2 separate regions of the Mus musculus genome follow, and region 2 is linked to region 1. A link is a loop called in an ENCODE intact Hi-C map of the cell type or tissue named here. Cell type or tissue: heart. All regions are shown on one strand. Links, peaks and the distances in the headings refer to the core of each region. The heading gives the core; the rest is flanking DNA.

Region 1 (10,846 bases), core at 3,787-6,286:
TAGAGATGCTCAGGAAGCCAGATCACCTTCTAGAATCTTCACTATAGATCTGGGCTCTTCCCACACCATCCATCACCCTGCCAAGAGCCTTTGCAGATCAGAAAATTTGGAAATTCTGGAGTGTGGAGGAAAGGGCAGGCATGGTTCCCTAAACTCCAGGTACCTCATGCTTGCTTTGAATCATGTCCTTGGCCAGGCCTGCCCAGGGCCAGTGAGACACTCCAGTGCCCCTATTCCCCAGCCAAGTTGTATTACAATGAGAAAGCAGGCATAGAGGGTTCTACAGAGAAGGAAACAGACAACATGGCAGCCAATGCTGTTCTGCTTACTCCTCCCCTCAGAGCCTGAAGTATGCTCTGGGAACTGGGGGCAGCTAGGCTCCAAAAGGGCTGGAGGATGAAGCCACTTCCAAATCCACACAATTATGGAGCCCAGTCTGTGCAAGAAAGGTTTCTGAGGACCAGGGTTTTAAAGAGCTCTTGTAAATTGTAGCTCTCAGACGTTTCAAAGTTTTCAGGGCAACTGGCCAGAGCCTGAGTACAACCAAAAATAAATTTATTATTCTGTTCAAATACAAATATTGGACCGCTTAAGACTACAAGAAAAATCATATTCACTGGAAAATGTTCACATTTGTCTATGTTCTCTCTCTGTGTATGTCTCTGTCTCTGTCTCTATCTCTGTCTCTCTCTCTCTCTCCCTCTCTCTCTCTCTCTCAACCAGAAACAACCTCACCATGCCCCTTAAGTCACTGCCAGAAGCCAGGGAAGGAGGCCACCAAAGAGAAGTATGCTAAAGATGTCCCCTACCAATCCAGTTTTTAATGCTATAAACAACCATCAACACAAGAGTCTATTGGAGCGGTTTCAAGTCCCTCCCCAGAGTGACTGACCAACCCTTCTGAGCTCTCGGGTTCCTGGAGATGATGCTACCGGGGTTCCTTTCTGAGCTGCTGGTCCCCAGGGGATAAGGCCCTCAGCCCAGGCTCCCTTGGAAAGAGACAGTGAGTGAGGATGGCAAACACACACACACACACACACACACACACACACACACACACACACACACACACACACATATACCTTCCAGGAGAAGACAAGCCAGGACTGGCCAGAGGGAGAGCACCCCAATAGCTTTAGGCAATGGCTCGATTTGATGTGAAAGAGGAGAAAAGACTCTTGTTTCTCACTGTTCTCCTGGGTGACCGTAACCACGGGTATAAATCAATTTTTGAAACCTGTCAGGTGCCAGTTGGATATAAGAAGCATCCTTTCTTGGAACCACGGCCAGACAGGCAGAGAGAGAAACACAGCAGCCCAGAAAATGGACCCCGAGGCATGAAAACAAAATGAACCTTCTGTCTTTATAACTTACCCATCGTGAGGGACTGTGTTACAAGCAAACAGATGATGACAGCAGCCAAGTGTAGACTTTGTTATATTTATTTATTTAAGGAGAAGCCCGGGAGTGAGGGAGGAACAATGTTAGAATTAGAAAGCTAGGCATGGCTGCATACATCTGTAGAACAAGTACCTGAAAGGCTGAGTACAGGAGGATTCCTTGAGCACAGGGCAACCTAGGCAACAGAGGCCCTGTCTCAAAAAAAACAAATAACAATGACCAATAATATTTATAATAATAATAACAGCCTACACATAAAATCAAGGAAACAAACCTTTAAAATGCACAGGGCTGGGGCTGGAGAGATGGCACTGATTGCTCTTCCAGAGGTCCTGAGTTCAATTCCCAGCAACCACATGGTGGCTCACAACCATCTGTTATGGGATTCGATGCCCTCTTCTGGTGTGTCTGAAGACAGCTACAGTGTACTCACATATATATGATAAATAATTCTTTTTTAAAAAATGTACAGGATTTGGGGTGGTGCTGCAAACATGGCCTAATGGTTGAGAACACACACTGCTCCTACGGAGGATCTGAGTTTGTGGCCAGCACCACGTTAGGCTGCTCACATCCATCTGAACTCCAGCTCCAGGTGATCTGACACATCTCATCTCACAGGGTACCTGTACTCACGTGCACAGAGCCACACGCAGACACCCAATGTAAGAATAATAAAAATAAATCCTTTCTAAATGAATTCAAATGTCTTTGGGACAGGAAGAAGAATCAGTCATGGACCTCTAGTGGCTCTGTCGCCTTGGACTAGCCTGGTCTCTGTGCAGTGCTGGTTCCCAGACACGTCACAAACTGCTTGAGCTCCTTCCAGAGCCTCTGTCCATCCAGACTTCCACTTGTAGATGGAAAAAAATGGCACTCATCGAAGGTAAACAGCTTGCCCAAGGACACAGAGGGAGGGCTAGGCCTGACCGGGACACCCTAGAGCTTTCAACATGCTCAGCTCCTTCACAGGAAAAGACCAGGTCAGGCCAGGCCCAAGTGTGCTGGAGCCAGCAGAGGAAAGAGCTACCAAATTTTAATGTATACCACTTCTCCTCCTCCTCCTCCTCCTCCTCCTCTTCTTCTCTTCTTCTCTTCTTCTTCCTCCTCCTCCTCCTCCTCCTCTTCTTCTCTTCTTCTTCTCTTCTTCTCTTCTTCTTCCTCCTCCTCCTTCTTCTTCTCTTCTTCTCGTCTCTTCTTCTTCTCTTCTTCTCTTCTTCTTCTTCTTCTTCTTCTTCTTCTTCTTCTTCTTCTTCTTCTTCTTCTTCTTCTCCTCCTCCTCCTCCTCCTCCTCCTCCTCCTCTTCTCTTCTTCTTCTCTTCTTCTTCTCTTCTTCCTCCTCCTCCTCCTTCTTCTTCTCTTCTTCTCTTTTCTTTTCTTCTTCTTCTTCTCCTCCTCCTCCTCCTCTTTTCTTCTTTTCCTCCTCCTCTTCTTCCTCCTCCTCTTCTCCTTTTTCTCCTTCTCCTTCTTCTTCATAGCAGAATGTTTGTCCTTGTGTTGCTTTTCAAAAAAAATTAAAGCTCTAAATAGATTTTTCCCCGTTTTTGGGGGGAAAAAAAAAAAGGTTATCTGGTTTTGCCCATTCACTTAAACAATGGGCAAAACTTAAACTTGGCTTTTAAAAACAAGCCAGCCACTCACAAGGCAGAGGGAGGCAAATCTGTGGGTTTGAAGCCAGCCTGGTCCACAAAGCAAGTCCCAGGCCAGCCAAGGTTATATAGTGAGATGTTGCCTGAAGTAAATAAATAAATAAATAAATAAATAAATAAATAAATAAATAAGAGAGAGAGAGGAAGGAAGGAAGGAAGGAAGGAAGGAAGGAAGGAAGGAAGGAAGGAAGGAAGGAAGGAAGGAAGACAGACCGGGAGCTAAAAAGATGACTCAGCAGTTATAAGTCCTTTCTACCAGTACTTCCTGCCTCCTCCCTGCCCCCCTGCCCCCCAGGACTGGAACTCTGTTCCCATCAACCATGTTGGGCAGCTCACAATTGCCTGTAAGTCCATCTTCAGGGGAGCTGACACCCTGTTCTGGGCTCTGTGGGCACCTGCATACACATGGCAGACACACACACAGAGATGCACAGTCACATACATAAATAAGATTAAATTTTAAAAAAGACCCACAAAGCAAGTATACAGAGCCTGGTGATGCACTGTTGTAATTCCAGCACAAGGAGACAGAGGCAGGAGGATCGGGAGTGAGCTCATTTGAGAGTCTTGAGACTAGCTTGGGCTATGTAAGACTTTGCCTCAACAAGAAAAGACCTAAGTGCCTTGTGAACCTAAAAATGCAGGGCAAGTTTCTACAAATGAGTGCCTTTTTCTTATAAACATGTCTGCTTGCAGACCCAAAGACTTTAAACCCAAAAGAAATATAGTTTTGTAATGGAGGCGATTTCTCAGTCCATATTTACAAACACCTCTGAAACGCAGTGCTGTCCTGTGAAACTCATGAGGCACCATATGCAGCAGAGCTGGGTGGATTGCAGGAGGAGGGCCCTCATGTGACAGGACTGTCTGGCCCCTGGATTTATCTGCACACAGTCACAAGAGAAGTCTGGAAGAACACGTGCGATTACACTGGTTTTGCTTACTTCAGGATCAAAATTATTGGTAAGCTATTTCCACCGGTATATATAACCCTGGCTGTCCTGTGGTTTGTGGTATAGACCAAAATAACCTCGAACTTAAAGATCCACCTGCCTCTGACTTTCTTTTTTTTTAAGATTTACTTATTTATTTTATGTATATGAGTATACTAAAGCTGTACAGATGGTTGTGAACCACCATGTGGTTGCTGGGAATTGAACTCAGGACCTCTGGAAGAGTAGTCAGTGGTCTTAACTGCTGAGCCATCTCTCCAGCCCTGACTCTGACTTTCAAGTGCTGAGATTAAAAGTATGCCGGACTTATTCTTTTCACTTTTCCATATACTTGAAGTTTTCAAAAGTTTGGAGGGTGAAAAACAAAACTGCCGCTGAGTGAATGTGAGCAAGTCCATGCGGAGAAAAACTGTAGGTTGCTGCACAGCGCAAGGCGGTCCTCCTTATGGACATGAGGGGAAACACGCAGTCTCCAGCACTTAACTGTTACACAGTACAAGTCGCCTATGCTGCTTCTGCCAAGCTCCGGGTTTGCTCAGGCTGGTACACTGAGCATGTGTCCCGGCCCAGGACGTGAGAATATCAGCTTGGCCAGGTTGGGGGGGGGGGGGGGGTTAAGGGGGCGTTTCCCACTTCAGAGGAGCTGGAGAGAACTGGAAGCCGCAACCGGAAGACTCTGTGTCCTCCAAACTGGGATATATTCCAGCAAAGAAAGAGCTGGAAGCACCTCGGAGATTCCCGAAGACTGAACGGAGAACGTTGACAGGTTCGCTGGCGAGCATTCTCATGCAGCCCCACTTCCTGCCGGGGATGGTGCGCTGAGTTTCCCGGAGCAAGACTGACACCTTGTGGTTCACTTTGATTTTGACGATTTACACTTGGACCCCAAAAAGAAACCAAGACAACCCGACAGAACTAGGGAAGCCCTGGAAAAGTCCCATTGGCGCAATTCCACCATGTTCACGAAACTTGAGCAGCACACAAGAATAGACTACAAAATCCACAGCCAAGATGTCCACTGGAAGAAGGAGCCCCGGGTCCTGAGAACAGCCATGCTCTCTCTACCTCACCCATTTGGTTTCTTGCAAGCTGAAATCTCTTGGTTAACCGAGTCGAAGACCTCAATTCTAAGGAGTTTTAGTTGCAGGTTTCTAGAATGCATCTATCAAGCAACTATTTGTCCTGCCTTTCCTGTGAATATCACTCATTCATGAGGTAAGAGCTGGCAGGCTCTGGTCATCTGTTCCAAGGTAATTAACTACCCAAGTCTACGGAGGTGGAAGCAACAGGCATGATCTTTCCAAAGTTAAAAAAAAAAGGGCTGGAGAGATGGCTCAGTGGTTGAGCGTTGGCTGCTCTTCCAGACAGCTGTCTGAACCTCCAGTTTCAGATCTGACTCCCTCACATAGATATACACAAAGACAATGCAGACACAACAATGCACATAAAATAAATGATTAAAATAATAATCTTTCTTTTCTAAATAAAGAGAAATGTATTCAGTTATAATATTCCGAGAAATAAATTCTCATAAACCTATTGGCTGGCCAAAGAGCAAATCAAATTTCCATAGGACTTATGTTTAACTTGTGGTCAGGAGGGTTTGCCGTGCGAAACTTGACCTGAAATCTGTAAAGCCAAATGAGAGGCAACAAGATAGATTTATGGAAATCTCAAGTACCATAGCCTGTACCCGGAATCCTACCCATCTGCAAATGTTATCATCTTTATCAAATCTGCTGCACTTAGAGTCACCTGGGAGACACTCTGGGCGTGGCTGTGAGCATGTTTTCAAAGAGGATTAACTGAGGAGGAATATCTCTCCTTGGTTACCACCATCCCATGAGCTGAAGCCCCAAACCCAAGGAACAGGAAAAGATACAAGAAGTGAATGAACACTAGCAGTCATCTCTTCCCACTTCCCGGAAGTGAGCACGGTGTGACCAGCTGCCTCATTCCTGCTGCCGGGTTTTCTGCGCCATGATGGGCTACATACCCTCAAAACCTTAAGTCAAAACAAGCCACGTTTTCTGAAGTCAAGCATCCAATTCAGCATCCTAGAAAGATGCTGGCACAGCACCTACACTGGATCATGAGGGCCCAGGAAATGTCCTTATTTTACCAGGACACTAAAAGCAGTCTATATATCATTGATCAGGAAATGTTCCAACAGTCTGAAACTCCAGGGTGGGACAGCGTCTTAGGGTTTTACTGCTGTGAACAGACACCATGACCAATTCTTATAAGGAGAACATTTAGTTGGGGCTGGCTTACAGGTTCAGAGGTTCAGTCCATAATCATCAAGGCAGGAGCATGGTAGCATCCAGGCAGGCATGGTGCAGGAAGAGCAGAGAATTCTACATCATCATCTGAAGGCTGCTAGAAGACTGGCTTCCAGGCAGCTAAGAAGAGGGTCTCAAAGCCCAAGCCCACAGTAACACACTTCCTCCAATGAGGCCACACCTCCTAAGAGTGCCACTCCCTGGGCCAAGAATATTCAAACCATCACTGACAGGGATTTGTATTGGAGTCCCCACACCATGAACTGATCTGGACACAGTTGAACACTGCAAAGTAGTTTTGTTCCTAAGTTAGTTAGTCCTCCAAAGTACATTGCCTAAAAAAGCTAGACCACAGACAGCTATAAACAGTACGATACCATCTATGTGGAGAAAAAGAACCCAATTGCATCTCACCAGCACAATTGCATCTGTCTGTAGATCCACGGAAGAACTGCTACCTCTGCACACAGTTGGAAGAGGATTCGGGGTGGTGGGCAGCAGGGCACTGGCCTAAGCCACAGCCTCATCTTCTCTTTAGAGCAGTGGCTCTCAAACATAATGCTGCAAACCTTTAACACAATTCCTCATGTTGTAATATTATTTTTGTTGCTACTTTGTAACTGGAATTTTGCTACTGTTATGAATTATAATGGAGATATGTTTTTTTTCCAATGGCCTCAGCCAATCCCCATGAAAGGGTCATGACCAACATGTTGAGAACCACTGCTTTAATGGTATGCATTCCACATCACTTGCCTGTAAGCCTATCAGCTGAGTTTGAGCTCACAGATCTGCCCACCTGTTGTCCTCTGACTACACACGACATGAGATGCAAGTGTATGAGTGTGTGCATATACACACACATACATGCTCACACAAAGAGGAGAAAATTTTCTACCATTATACAATGGTTACTGCTGTTACAGCTTTGTCTTCCTCTAGTAATCTTGGTATTTTCCAAAGTCTCTTCAATAATGTCACACTATCAGAATATAGGTTTTTTTTTATTTTACATTTTTAAAATTATAATTTAATTACATTTCTCCCTTAAACCCACCCCGCTCTTTTTCAGATTCATGGCCTCTTTTTCTGAATGTTCTTGCAAGCATACATGTACACACACACACACACACACACACACACACACACACACACACACCTACCTCCCTGACAAACCATGGGCTCAATATTCTAACAAATGTCTGAGGTGACTAACTCCCAAACCTGTGGCAAAATACCTACCTTTTCAACCAAGAAAACTGCAGACAAAGGGCCCAGGAGCCTTTAAGGACACTAAGAATGGGGGAGGGGTTGGGGTGCAGGGGGTGGGGGCTGTGGCACAACACCCTAGTCTCTAAGGCCTCAGCCTGTAGAGATACTTATCCAACCTTGACAAGCAGATGTTGGGCTAGAGGTTGCCACCATTCATCAATATATAATCATGCGCCCAGATAATCAGCAGCAGGATGGACAGTGAGTCACGTGAATAATGTAGTGTGGCATGCTGGGAAATGGCCTTCACAGGAATCATGTTAACTTCACACACCTACTTAATTTCCAAACCTTCAGCATTAAAAACTCAAAACCCCAAACCAGAAGCCTTAACATCTACTCACATAAACGCGTCCCATATTCAGTAACTGTCTATATCTAAGGCATCCGTCACACAAGCCCAGGATTTCTGGGACTGTATTCACAATTTATGTGAACTCACCTAATATCAAAAATAACACACAAGCGGAGGGAGAATATTCTAGGTTAAGAATTACCATGAAAACCAACTATGACATGTGATCATGGACAGTGGTTGCAGGCTTCAAAGTTTCCAACAATAAAGTAGGAAGATGGAAGACAACCAGACAACCAAAGCTCATTCTCAGCTGGCCTGGCACAACGACAGACTAAGTGCAACTCTTACCACAGATAGATTAGATAAGATAGATAGATAGATAGATAGATAGATAGATAGATAGATAGATAGATAGATAGAAACAGACAGACAGACAGACAGTGTGGATCTTATCAGACATTTCTAAACCAAAAACTTCCTTTGTTGTCTCCTCATACCTAATTAGACATAAATGCTTCCTGTTTGCCTAGAACCTTGACATATAAAGTTGCAACCCAACCAGCAGAGACTAAAAAAAAAATAAAATAACCACCTGTCACTGGAGTGAGATTTAAAACAAGATGCCTATTGCTCTACTGTTGCGAACTTGATAACACAGCAAGCCTTCAAAGTATTTCCCTGTGAATTCTAGGCGTGAAACCACCTTAAAACCCTTCACACCATAGGCCTAAGCCCAAACACACACCTGTGCACTCTATATACACCACGAGACACGCGCTGGGTAAAGATGAGTATTTATTCACTTTACAAAGAGAATGGTATTAAATTGCCATAAACAGCTCCATTTATAGACAAATAACAACTGTACATCAGTCGCTCCAGCAGCTTGCCCAACATGCCCTTCCCGCTTCGGCTGGGCAGCCTGCTCTGCCCCGGTGGAAGTCCTCCCAGAGAGCATTCTTACAGTCACGGGTGGGAAAGACACGCATCTGCTTAGTCCTGCAGAAGGGAGCTCTCCGTCTGCATCCCTTGCTGAACACCAAGTTAAGTTAGTACTGGCCCACTCCTTAGAAACAAGACAAATTACTGGTAATTTGAAAAAGCTGTGTAGCACACCAAAATACTTATTTATACATACATAAAAAATCTTGAGTCAGATTTATCATTTTGAAAGATAAACAGATACCCTAGCCCTGCCAAGAGTGGGCAATGAAAAGGAACGAAAACGTTAAATTATTGAATTATAAAAATAGTTTCTTTGGAAAAAAATTCCAGTAATGTTATTATTAATATCTAAAACCAAAGAGAAAAAATAAACAATTGTTCTCTGATCCATTAGCAATTTAAATAAAAATGGAAACCTCTTCAAAAGCAGCTAGGACTGAAGGGTTACAGTCGCACGATGAGCAGGTCTCATCTGTACACTGATGAGTCTCTACACTCTGCAGACAAGAAACCCCTTAGTATGGCTGAAGCTTTGCTTCTTTAATTACCATTATTTTGTTTTGTTTAAAAAAATATCTCACATGACGCTTTAAAAAATAAGTGGTTATTTGGGGAAGCACTCCAACCACCCAACTGGATCTGAGTCAGACCAGCATTGAGTGGACACTGGGATTTTATTTCTGTAAATCACAACCATTTTCACTTTAACTTAGTTATTCCTTCATGAAAACGTGTCAAATTAGACGTGCCGGATTAAGAACAATTCATTAGTGCCGCTTGCATTTTGGACTGGATGAAAGATACCAACCTGAGATGAGAACCGACTCCTTTACAGCATTCAGTTCCTTACCCCTATGGTATGTCTGTATTCACCTAAATCAGTTTCCAACAGAACCAATCATACCAGAGTATTATATTAGAAAAATATACCATATATTGGACACTCATGTCAGTACATTGCAGAAAGTGTGTCTATTTACTGTGTAAAGTTTATTAACATTTGAATGAAACACTCTTATTTACACAGTTAAAGTCTGGGGCACTCAGGACAGGAAGGAAGTGTGGGAATTGCCTGTCAACTTGGAAGCATATGGTGGCCTCTTGTTTTCTGGCACAGGGCAAGCCTCCCTGGGAGGATGCTATAGGCAGCACTGGGCAAGGCAAGCCAGGCCTCTCGTGTGACTGGCTGGCTGCATCTGTCTTCATTCTTCTTCACTCTCGTTTTCAGGATCTAAATCCGAATCTCCATTTAATTCTTTTTCACTTGACACTTCTCTGTCCTCCTCATTCTCTTCTTTGTCTTCCATGTCCTCATCTTCCTCCTCATTGTCTTCATCAACGCCCTCATCTTTTTCACTGTCTTTGTCTTCATCTTCGTCCCAATTATCCTGGTGGAAATAGCAAAGAAAGGAATTTGTGAAGCTCCCTGACAGTGAGGATAGAAAAACAGACGGAGCAGAAGACATCACTCACATCAGAATCCTTCTCTGGAACCTCATCGTCAGACTCCTCCTCAGAAGACTCTGGAAGACAACAGCAGAACAGTGCTGAGACCAAGTGTGCACTGGTCAGTGAGTAGCTCTCTTGCTGTCTGCGCGGTTACATCAGGACACTGTGTGGCCCAGACGGTCCTGGGGCTTGCAGTCAGTCGCCCTGCTTCAGCCACCTAGGCTGAGATTACAGGTATAGGGCATACATGTTCTAAGTTCAGCTTCTAACGTTACTATGACTCTCAACCCCCTTGTTTTTTCTGAGGCAGGGTTTCTCTGTATAGCTCTGCCTGTCCTAAAATTCACTCTGTAGACCAGGCTGACTTCAAACTCAGAGATCCGCCTTCCTCTGCCTCCTTAGTGCTGGGGTTAAAGGCGTGCACCACCACCACCTGGCTTATTACTCCTGTTTTTAAAATTTATCTTTATTTTAAAATAAAACAAAATGTGCGTGCATTTGTGTAGATGCCTTAAAGAGTAGCTGCCAGCAGAAACACGAGGGTACCAGGGAGCTGAGTTTACAAGAATCTAATGGGGATGCTGGGAATGAACACAC
Region 2 (10,846 bases), core at 3,222-5,721, 150 kb before region 1:
TTGAACTTAGGACCTCTGGAAAAGCAGTCAGTACTCTTAACTGCTGAGCCATTTCTCCAGCTCCTTCTCAATTTCAGGGGAAATGTAGTTTTCTTTCATAATCTCTGAAATTCTCCATAGAGAAATATATTTGTTTCAAAGGATAATCAAATATTTAATTCTAATGTCTTAAAAGAATTATATTACACACAATTCCTCATTTGCATGGATTCTGTTTGTCTTCATTTATTATTATTATTATTATTATTATTATTAATCACATTTAGGTAATCCATGAGGTAAGCTAGGGCTGGATGCATAGTCCACAGCAAGCACAGTGAGCAGTCACCCTTGCTGCCTGGCAACCCAGAATACCCACTGGCTTTCCCCAGAGGCTGACACACAACTGTGAGGTTGACTAAAAAGAAGCACACACAGTTATTCTCTTAAAAAAAAAAAAAAAAAAAAGCAATGCATTCTCAGATAAATGTGTCTCGTTTAATGTGCTTAGTCCCATTAAAACGTCAGCAATGAATAAAAATGGTATAAATTCTAAGGGAAATTTATTTCTTAAAGGAGAAAAATGGAAGCTTGTGAGAGGGGGAGAGAGGCTGACAAGCTACCACCACGTGCACCTGGCCACCACTGGGCTCTGCGGTTGCCCTGGCACAGAGCTGGGTCCATCTGTGTATTTGTCTGTGTCTGCTCATTCACTGTAACAATGGCGCTGGGCAGTCACATCAGAGAGCATGAGGCACACAAAGGAGCCCTCTCTGGCCTTTACAGTAAAAGTTAGGCAAGTTCTACATTAGATAACACAGCCTTCAAGATACTAAGGGGACAGGAGCTACAGTCTCCCGGTCCGAATCCCAAACTCCACGTGAAGTGGGATAGAAAGAATCACACGGTCACATGGAGGTGCTCATTGTACTCCCCTCCCGTGAGTCCTCTCTGAGTGCTCCACAAACACCAGCAACTAAGAAAGAAACCATTGGAGATGTAAATGAGCTAAATACCTAATAAAAAATGGAAAAAAAAAAAGAAAGAAAGAAACCGACAGGCAAAGCAAGAACACCGAATCTTTCCCTTCACAGGACAAAGTCAATAGATGTCTAGAACTGGAAAAATCAAGAATGATCCATATACATAGATCCTTTTCAAGCATAAACAGTAATATCAGGAAACGAGGCTGGGGGACTTCTAGAAAGGTTTGGGCCTCCAAAGAACCCGGGAAATGTCAGGAGAGGAGGGAGGCTTGCTTTTGAATGAGCTTCAATCTATCAAGCAGGACACATGTATTTACTTTGTTAACTATTAGAAAGCCTAAAAGTAACAGTATCCACAACTATTTACTCAATTATTAAGCGGCCACAATTTAAAGAAACAGTATTGCCAAAGCTAACAAAGTAAGCCTGAGGTGAGTCACAGTGCTTACACAGACTCAAGGCACAGAGCAGAAGCATAAGAAAGGTGGAGATGAGAGAAGAGAGAACCGCCTGAGAAGAAACTAATTTGATGTCTTCTGATCTGTCAGGGGATCTCCAACTCCCCTGCGCTCTACCTCAGGCGCCTTAGCAATGCCCTAACTCCGTAGATTACTCAGCAAGAAGGGCAGCCTTACGTTTTAAACAACCCACCACGTGACCCGGACATCATAACCTGCCTCCAAGTCCTCAGAGGGTCCAGGGGCAGCTCCCCCACTCTGCTTTATCACGCTTGCATCTCCTTGGAGCCATGAGAGTCAAGGAATCCATGAGACTCTGCTGACAATCTCACTTTTTAACATAAAGTGGTTGACACCTGCCCTGGGTGTGAAAGAGCAATTCTCAACTTCATACAGAAAAACAAAGAATCCAGGATAGCCAAAACAATTCTCAACAATGAAAGATCTTCTGGGGGAATCATTATCCCTGACCTCAAGCTGTACTACAAAGCAATAGTGATAAAGACTGCACGGTATTAGTACAGAGACAGGCAAGTAAATCAATATAATAGAATCGAAGACCCAGAAATAAACCCACACACCTATATGGACACTTGATCTTTGACAAAGAAGCTAAAAATATACAGTGGAAAAAGAGAAAGCATCTTCAATAAATGGTGCTGGTCTAACTGGCCGTATGTAGAAGAATGAAAATAAGATTCATATTTATCACCTTGCACAAAGCTCAAGTCTAAGTGGATCAAGGATCTCAATATAAAACTAGATATACACTGAACTGAGAAGAAAAAGTGGAAAAGAGCCTTGAACTCATGGCATAGAGGAAATTTCCTGAACAGAACACCAATGGCTCAGGCTCTAAGATCAACAATTGATAAAATAGGACCTCATGAAACTGAAAAGTTTCTATAAGGCCAAGGGCATCGTCAATAGGACAAATGAGCAACCCACACATTGAGAAAAAAGTCTTCACTAACCCTACATACACAGCCCTCTGATAGAGCGCTAGTATCCAAAACATATGAAGAACTCAAGAAGTTAACTTCCAAAACACCAGATAGCCCAATTTAAAAATGGGGTACAGAGCTAAACAGAGAATTCAACAACAGAAGAATCTCAAAATGACCAAGAAACGCTTAAAGAAATGTTCAAAGTCCTTAGTCATCAGGGAAATGCAAATCAAAATGACCCTGAGATTCCACCTCACACCAATCAGAATGGCTTAGATCAAAACCTCAAGTTACAGCCCATCCTGGCAAGGATGTGGAGAAAGAGGAACGCTCCTCGGTGCTGGTGGGATTGCAAAGTGGTTACTCTGGTGATCAATCTGGCGGTTCCTCAGAAATTTGGAAACAGATATACATGAAGACCCAGCTATAACACTCTTGGCCATATACCCAAGGGATACCCCACCATACCACAAGGGCACATACTCCACTATGCTCACTGCAGCCTTATTTGTCATAGCCAAAAGCCGGAAACAACCCAGATGCCTCTCAACCGAAGAATGGATACAGAAAATGTGACTCATTTACACAATGGAATATTATTCAGCTATTAAAAATAACGACATCGGGGCTGGAGAGATGGCTCAGTGGTTAAGAGCACTGACTGCTCTTCTGAAGGTCCTGAGTTCAAATCCCAGCAACCACATGGTGGCTCACAACCATCCTTAATGAGATCTGATGCTTCTTCTGTGGTGTCTGAAGTCAGCTACAGTGTATTTACGTATAATAAATAAATAAATAAATAAATAAATAAATAAATAAATAAATCTTAAAAAAAAAAAAAAATAAGGACATCATAAATTTTGCAGGCCAATGGATGGAACTAGAAAATATCATCCTGAATGAGGCAACCCAGTCACAAAAGAATAGACACGGTTTGTACTCACTAATAAGTGAATATTAGCCAAAAAGTACAAAATACCTAGGATACAACCCACAGACCGTAAGAAGTGTAACAAGCAGAAAGGCCCAAGAAAGGATGCTTCAACCCTATTTAAAAGGGGGAAGAAAATAATCACAAGAAGCAGAGGGAGGGAGGGATCTGAGTGGGAGAGGGAAGGGAAAGGGGGGGGAACAGGATCTGACATGGGGGGGTAGTGGCAGGAGAATGGATGGAAATACAGAGCTTGGGAGGAGGTAAGGAGATGCTCTCTGGAGACACAGGAGGTGAGAGACTCTCAGAACTTAATGGGGATGACTTAGCCAAAATGCTCAACTACTGAGAGAGGGAACTCGAGGTAGTGTCTGTCCACCTCAAGTAGAAAGACAAGGCCTCAAGTAGAAGGACAGAGTTACCAACCCACAGTCAAAATTTCTGACCCAGAATTGTTCCTGTCTAAAAGAACTGCAGGGACAAAAATAGAAAAGAGACTGAAGACAGGAGCCTGGCATGGCTGTCCTCTGAGAGGCCCTACCAGCAGCTGACTGAAACAGAGGAAGATACTTACAGCCAACCACTGGACTGAAGTCAGGGACCCCTATGGTTGAATTAGGAGAAGGATTGAAGAAGCTAAAGGGGAGGGCAGTTACATAGGAAGACCAGCAGTCTCAACCAACCTGGAGCTCCAACAGACTGAGCCACCAACTAGGTACATACACGGACTGGCCCGAGGCCCCCAGCACATACATATATGGCAGAGGACTGACTGCCTGGTCTGGCTTCAGTGGGAGAAGATGTGCCTAATCCTAGAGAGACTTAAGGCCCCAAGGAAGGGAGAGGCCTGGTGGGAGGGGAGCACCCTCTTGGAGGCAAGGGGGAGGAAGAGTAGGAGGAGGAACTGTGGGAGGGGGACCAGAAGGGAGGGGCAATGGCTAGAATGTAAATAAATAAAATAATTTTAAAAAATCATGGGGGGTATGGGGGACTTTTGGGATAACATTGGAAATGTAAATGAAGAAAATACCTAATTAAAAAAAATCACATTTCATACAACAAAGACTTGCACAGATTATAATAGGATATCCAGTTATTAAACAGAACAAATATATAAACTAGATACTATGAAAAGTCAGAGAAAGGAATGGTGAATGAATGTGGTCAAAATATATTAAATACTTAAAACTGTCAAAGAAAAATTACTTGACATCAAAAATATTTGAGTGATTTTATTTTCTTCTCCTATTTTATGATTTTCAAATCTGACACACTGATCCTTTATGTAAGTAAGTAAATGTATACACACACACACACAAAGACAAGTGTGACAGAAAGAAACAGAAATCCTGGCAGCTTGATAAGAGCTGGCTGATCGAGGATGTGTTCTGTGCTGACGGGGGATCAATCCCCGCCCAGGTAGTTTATATATCTATCAATGCCCCATCCTTACACAAACCCCAGGGATTCTGTCTCCATTTCATAGAGGCAAAAGAGGAACAGACCAGTGAGGATGACCCCGCCCCAGCCCTGAGGAGATGCTGGCCTGGCCCCAGCAGTCAGACCCCAAGCCTCACAGTGTCACCAGTGTGCTGTCTCCACTTCCAACTGAGCTGAGCGACGATGGAGAGAGCATCAGGGAACATGGACAACACAGTGTGTGAAGGGGAGAGGAAAACAGAGAAGGGGGGATGTAGGAAGATGGAAAGAGAGCAGATAGGAATGAATCAAAACAAACATTTGTCAGAGTGAGAAAGGACAGTCAAAGTCGCTCTCACTTGTCTTCCCAACTTCTCACACTCTTCATGGCACGCACGCACGCACGCAAGCACACACAATCAGTCCTGGTGAATACCAGGACAGATAGGCAGATTTCCTCCCCTAAAGAACAAGCCAAATCCATCACATTCCCTATCGAGCAGTCACAGCCAGGTGCCTGGGAACCCTGTTAACTGGCTCTCTAAATCCCCACAGCCTTGCTCAATCCTTGGCCCTAGAATCGGGAACCACAGATCCTAAGGTGTTCTCCTGGGTTCTCTTCCCAGTCACACCCTCATTTCTCTCCCTGGCCACCTCAGCCTCTACCATCTGTCATTCTCGTCTCTCAGTTCTATCTGGCCTCAGCTCTGGTGCAGACTTCTTTTGGTGGAACATTTCAGAAGAAACAACCCTGGTAAACCAGACTCTGTGCTTAGTTGGTACCTATTCCCAAACAGTTTGACAAGCCTTGGTGAGAAGAGAACTCAGTCTTGCAGCCCACTCACTCGTGTGCACGTGACTATGGTCGGCCTTTGGTATCGCATGCCTGTCTAGTCTGCTGCACTCAAGTGACCTGCTCCAGGCCCCTCTCTCTCTCTCTTCACCTCCACACATCCCCGTGCCTCTCTCCTTACATCAGCAAATGACCTCACTCCTCCTTTCTGAGAAAACACAACCGTCTTCCCAGCATTTATCTCCTCGGGGAGGGTGAGCCTTGCCTGGCCCAATGCCAGGCTGACCCTGGCAGAACGCTCTCAACAGCTCAGGGCCCTTCCCCCTCCAACCACCCTGTCTCTATAGCAGCAGCCTCTCTAGCATTCCCATCAGTGTAAACAAGATACCCCAGCTCCTGCAACTGAATATCCACAGCCCACATCCTCTTCTATGTGACACGAGGAGCCAGGGAAAGGCTTAGTTTAAAACTGCAAGGAAGGGTTCAGCCTGGCTTCAGCCTTACCGTATTTGGGGGCACACTTGAAGTACTGGACTCTCCCAACACTGCCGTTGTTCTTCCCTTCTGGCTCGTCCAGCTCAATGCCAGCCCACTGCCCGCTTGCAAACTCCGTTGTTCCACAAAATCTTAATGTTCCAACCTAGAGAAAATATAAATCAAACCAGGTTTTCAGTCTTACTAGTAATTCTAAATACTCTATTCTTAATAATATTGCTTTTTACGTCTTTCAAAGTAGACTTTAGAGTAAGGCTTTGTTAATACTTTTTTAAGTGGAAAAGGGGTTTGTCAGAAAGACATGGAATCCTTCCCAGGTAAAGTTCTTTCCCAACGGAACTGAAAAGAAAAGTCCACGTTGTGGTGGGACTCAGCTCACCTCTCTCAGTTGCCAGCCGATTGAGCGGACCAGAAATCAGTGAGGCTACAGAAAAGGGAAGCCAGCTGCAAATCCATTCTGATATCTACAGAGACCTCCACCCCAGACAGAAGCATACAAGTGCAGAGGAACTGGCTGAGGGGTGGCTCAGCAGTTAAGAGCACTGACTGCTCCTCCACAGGAGCCAGGCTCAGTTCCCGGCACCCACTGCAATCTGGAGCTTCAATTCCATGAAATCTGAGGTACTCCGCTGAGCCAGAAGAGTAGATCACACAAATAGCACACATACATCCATGCAAGCCCAACACCCACGCACATACAATAAAAAACAAACACAAATTCTAAATCAATTAAAAAAAAAAAGGAACAGAAATCACACAAAATATGTTCTTGAGGCAGAACAGAGTTAAAACTACAAACCACTGGAAGGGAGATACACGGTAATCTCCGAGACATGCACTTGCACCAGGTAGCAAGGATAAATAGCCCAGAGTAAAAGGGTAAAACTTAGAATTTTTTCCTAATAAGGAAAATTAATAAATAGTCTGAATGGAAATGAATGTCAGAATGTGTGGGAAACAATAAAAGTGGTGCTTAGAGAAGAATGTGAGCCTCAGACACTACCTAAAATCGAGGATCAGAATTCCCACCTCAGCAAACTAACATGAAGACCCAAAGCCTGAGAAACAGGGTCAATGCTGAATATTAAACTAAGAACGGGAGAAAAAAAAACAATGAAACCAGTAACACATTCTTTGAAGAATAAAAAGTCTCAAACCTCTAACTAGAAAACAGTTTTTTAAAGGAGAGATAAGACACAAACTGGCAACATTGTCAACAAGACCAGCACCTTCAGCCGTAAGATGAGACAATGTTGCAAACAGCTTGTCCGACTATATCATTGTATGTCATTGCAAATGCTTGAAAGAAACGAACTTTCCAAAAAAAAAAAAAAAAAAAAAAAGCTAAAGCTTGAATTTGTAATTTAAAACTGTGAGAAGAAAAAAGTCCCCAAGGGGCAGATGGCCTCAGTGGTAGATTCTACCAAAAATTTACAGGCAAAATACAAACTCTATACAAGCTCTCCTAAAATCTGAGTGAAAAGACGGCTTCCCAAGGCATTAATGTCAACATTACCTTGACATTAAACTGGCCAAGACACAGCAACTACAGCCCAATCTCCCACTTAAACACAAACAAGCATCTTCAGCACATGTAGGTCAACCAAACCCAGTAGTAAGGGGACTACTCCACGGTGACATGCAAGGTTTCCAATGAGACACAAGGCTCATGAGGGAGGGAATTACCTGGCATAACCCACAGATGGGTAGAAAAGAAGACACAGACACCTACAACCAGCTGCCACAGCCTTCCATGGTGACAGCTTTAAGGAAAGCCATAATTTGGCAGTTGAGGACCTCTTCAGCTTGACAAATAATGACATCTACACTAAATCCTCAGGGAGCAAGACAGTGAGACCTCATTTGGAGAAAGATGTGGTAAAGGCGGGGAAAGAGGATGAGGGGGAAGAGGAGACAAGACGCTTGTTTACAAAGAATCTACAAAGGAAAAGAGCTAAGAACAGGCAGTGTCCAAAGACCAACTATTTCCATATCTTAGAAGTGAACGAGAAAATAGCATTTCAGCAATAGCTCACATACACAAACCTCAAAAGCATATTAAGCCTAAACCTAGCAAATCGTATGTAATACCTAAATGGTTAAAACCACAGATGTTGATTAAATAATCCAAAGACCCATATGAATACAGACGCATACCATGCTTAAGATATAAAATCTACTCAGCCTGATCTAGACTCAATGGTGCTCAATTCAAAATCCCAGCAGAATTTTTTTATAGAAATTAACAACAACAACAAAAAAACCTCTAAAATATACATAGAAAAGGGTAAGGAATTAATATTATCAAAACAGTTTGGCAGTGGAATTGTAGTCCTGAAACCCGCTCACTGGTCATAAATGGAAGCGGTGAAGAGGGCGTTGAAGAAAGGAGAGACATCAGAATGGGGCACAACCAGTAATCCCAACAGACGTGCTCAAGGGGTGTCTGAAGAGGCCCACGAGCTCTCCAACAGAAAGGAGTCCTTTCTGGGCATGGCAGTGTAACCGGTAAGTTTTTAAAAAGGAAACTCAAGATGCAGTTGGTGCTCTTAAAACATAGCCCTAGGGGGTTGGGGTGATCAGAATCATAAGGACTAGAGTTCAACCCCCACCACCCACATTAAAAAGGTCAGGCACTCTGGTACACACCTATAACCTCAGGTCTGCAGAGGACCCCTGGGGTCTGCTGGCTTTCGGTCAGACATGGGTGTCAAGAAGTCAAGGAGAGATGAAACTGAGGAAGAAACCTGAGTCACACCCTGGCCCCCACCTGTGTACACAATGCCCAGATACATTCTCAATCTCTCTCTCTCTCTCTCTCTCTCTCTCTCTCTCTCTCTCTCTCTCTCTCTCTCTCTCTCTTACACACACACACAAAGTAACTATAAAACTAGCTGGTTGCAGTGTTCACTAGAATCTTGGCTTTTGGGAAGAGGAAAGATCTGAAATTTGAAGTCACTCTTGGCTACATAACAACAGATGCTTCTATTTGAGTATAAAATTATCCAACCCAAAAAGTGAATAAAATAACTTTTTCTTGTATTTTTGAGATTATAATGCAATTACATAATTTTTTTCATCCCCTTTCCTCCCTCCATCCCTCCCATACACTCTTCCTGGTCTCTTTCAAACTCTTTCCTTAATCGTTGGGGAAAAAATTATATATCCTAAATCTAACCTGCTCTGTCTGTCTATGTTGCTTGTATGTAAATCACCACAAGCCCTAATAACAATCCAACATTGGTCCTCATACCCACAGGTAAGTGTAGTCCTCAGCCCTCATCAAGAAAACTTCACCTCAGCACAGACAGTAGCCCTTTAAACCCCTTGAGACATAGTTACAAGACTGCTACAAAGAAGACTTGCTGTCCACCCATACATTTTAAAAGCCACCTATTAATAAATTCTTGGCGCTTTCATTCCAACCAGTAGTGAAGTGACTGATGTCCTACTCTTTTGTAAACTGGTAAATGTCACTCACTCTTCACTTAAAACACATCTCTAATTGTTTCCTTTGTGAAGCCATTTCCCCCTACCGGGGGAAGATCAAGCTTTCAAATCCATGGTTCTTCATCACCCAGCCCGATACTGAGATGTTAGCAGCTGGAAAGGCTAATGTCTAGGCACGAGTTCCCCATTATACTCCACACTTGGGGATTCCTACTACCTCAAAACTAAGAATAAAAGCCTATCATGGTGTGTGGCTCAGTAGTGCGGCACTTCCCACGTTTCACAGGGCTCTGCCCGAGTCCCTGCACTGACAGGGGAAAAAAGCTCCCAAAAGAGGTATCCAAAGAAAAGAGAGCATTGCCACCGTGGCAGTCACACAGAAACCACAGCTCTGTCTATCAAGCTTTTATGTAAAGAGGCGCTGGCTGACCTCCTGACTAGCAGGTCTGAAGCATCTGATGTTCCCTATTTGTGAGACTTCAAAGCCACCCAGAAGAGTAATGAGGGTTTCCTCTGCTCGGCTGGCAGAAGCCACTGGCAGGGACAATTCAGAGTAGACAGAGCAAAGCCATTTCTCAGCTCCTGGCTCTAAAGTCATTCAATAGTTCTCTACACCACTGCTTCCCGTGCAAATAAAGAACCCTTCACTATTAAGTTCACCAGTAAACTATTCACTATTCACTGTTAAGTTCACCAGTAAACTTACATCCAAACTTCACATTTTTAATCGAGCACTTTTCTGTCCACGGGTGTTGAAACTTTCCCCCCCAAACTTCAGGCACTGCGGTGACTTACTGTACCTTCTGCCCTGCGATGACAACACGGTCCCCCAACTTCAGGCCGAGAGATGTCAGCATGGCCCTGCTGGTGGTGTGATCGGAGTTTGGAAGCACGGCCTTAGCGCTGGTACAGGGCAGAGGCACCGCATCCAAGAGCATCTGTTTGATTTCCTTCGCGATCGCTGCAGCATCGGCCATCTCCAGAGGCATGTCCACTGGGTCTGGAACAACTTCTGCAGGGATCTGCCCTTTGTCATTCTGCCAGAGACAAGAGCAAAACCTCAGCTCCTCACACTCGGGAGCCCCTAGACAGCTACCTACTATGGCAGGGGTTGGGGGGGAGATTTTAAAGTCGGGGAGGTGATCTGGTAAGAAAATGTCATTCTGTACATGGAGAAGGGCGAGTACCAGCTCCGAGAAATGGATCCACACGGCGGCTGCACAAGCACACACAGAGGTACCAGGACGCCTGGCTGCCCAATCTGGGTCCCAGCTACATCCACGTACACTTGTTATAACATTTAGTCAACCAGGGGCCACCTCCGCGGATCCAGAGTCACAGCCACCTTAGTTTATGAAGGGTCACACAAAGGTAAAATATCTGCCTCA

What was found. Peaks named below come from ENCODE experiments on the same cell type or tissue, not always from the same donor. Only the 100,000 strongest peaks of a DNase experiment are listed, where the experiment ranks them.
Region 2: it touches region 1 in a loop (2.5-fold over the local background); 1 of 42 quality-filtered maps calls a loop at or near these places.

What each region holds. Positions count from the first base shown.
Region 1 is chr17:71,656,818-71,667,663 of GRCm38, reverse strand. It overlaps Wdr43 (WD repeat domain 43), which reads right to left. Exons shown (of 18, transcript NM_175639.1): 17 at 10,274-10,323; 18 at 8,633-10,188. The coding sequence ends at 10,003. Among named protein-coding and RNA genes, the nearest start is that of Togaram2, 11 kb to the left of the region's middle. In heart, for the core only: a CTCF peak has its summit at 4,846 (motif pointing left); DNase peaks (open chromatin) are centred at 4,703 and 4,743; H3K4me3 peaks cover 969 bases; H3K27ac peaks cover 753 bases.
Region 2 is chr17:71,806,154-71,816,999 of GRCm38, reverse strand. It overlaps Clip4 (CAP-GLY domain containing linker protein family, member 4), which reads right to left. Exons shown (of 16, transcript NM_030179.3): 7 at 10,259-10,495; 8 at 6,018-6,153. Among named protein-coding and RNA genes, the nearest start is that of Gm30140, 29 kb to the right of the region's middle. In heart, for the core only: no CTCF peak of the experiment used is centred there; no DNase peak of the experiment used is centred there; H3K27ac peaks cover 1,377 bases.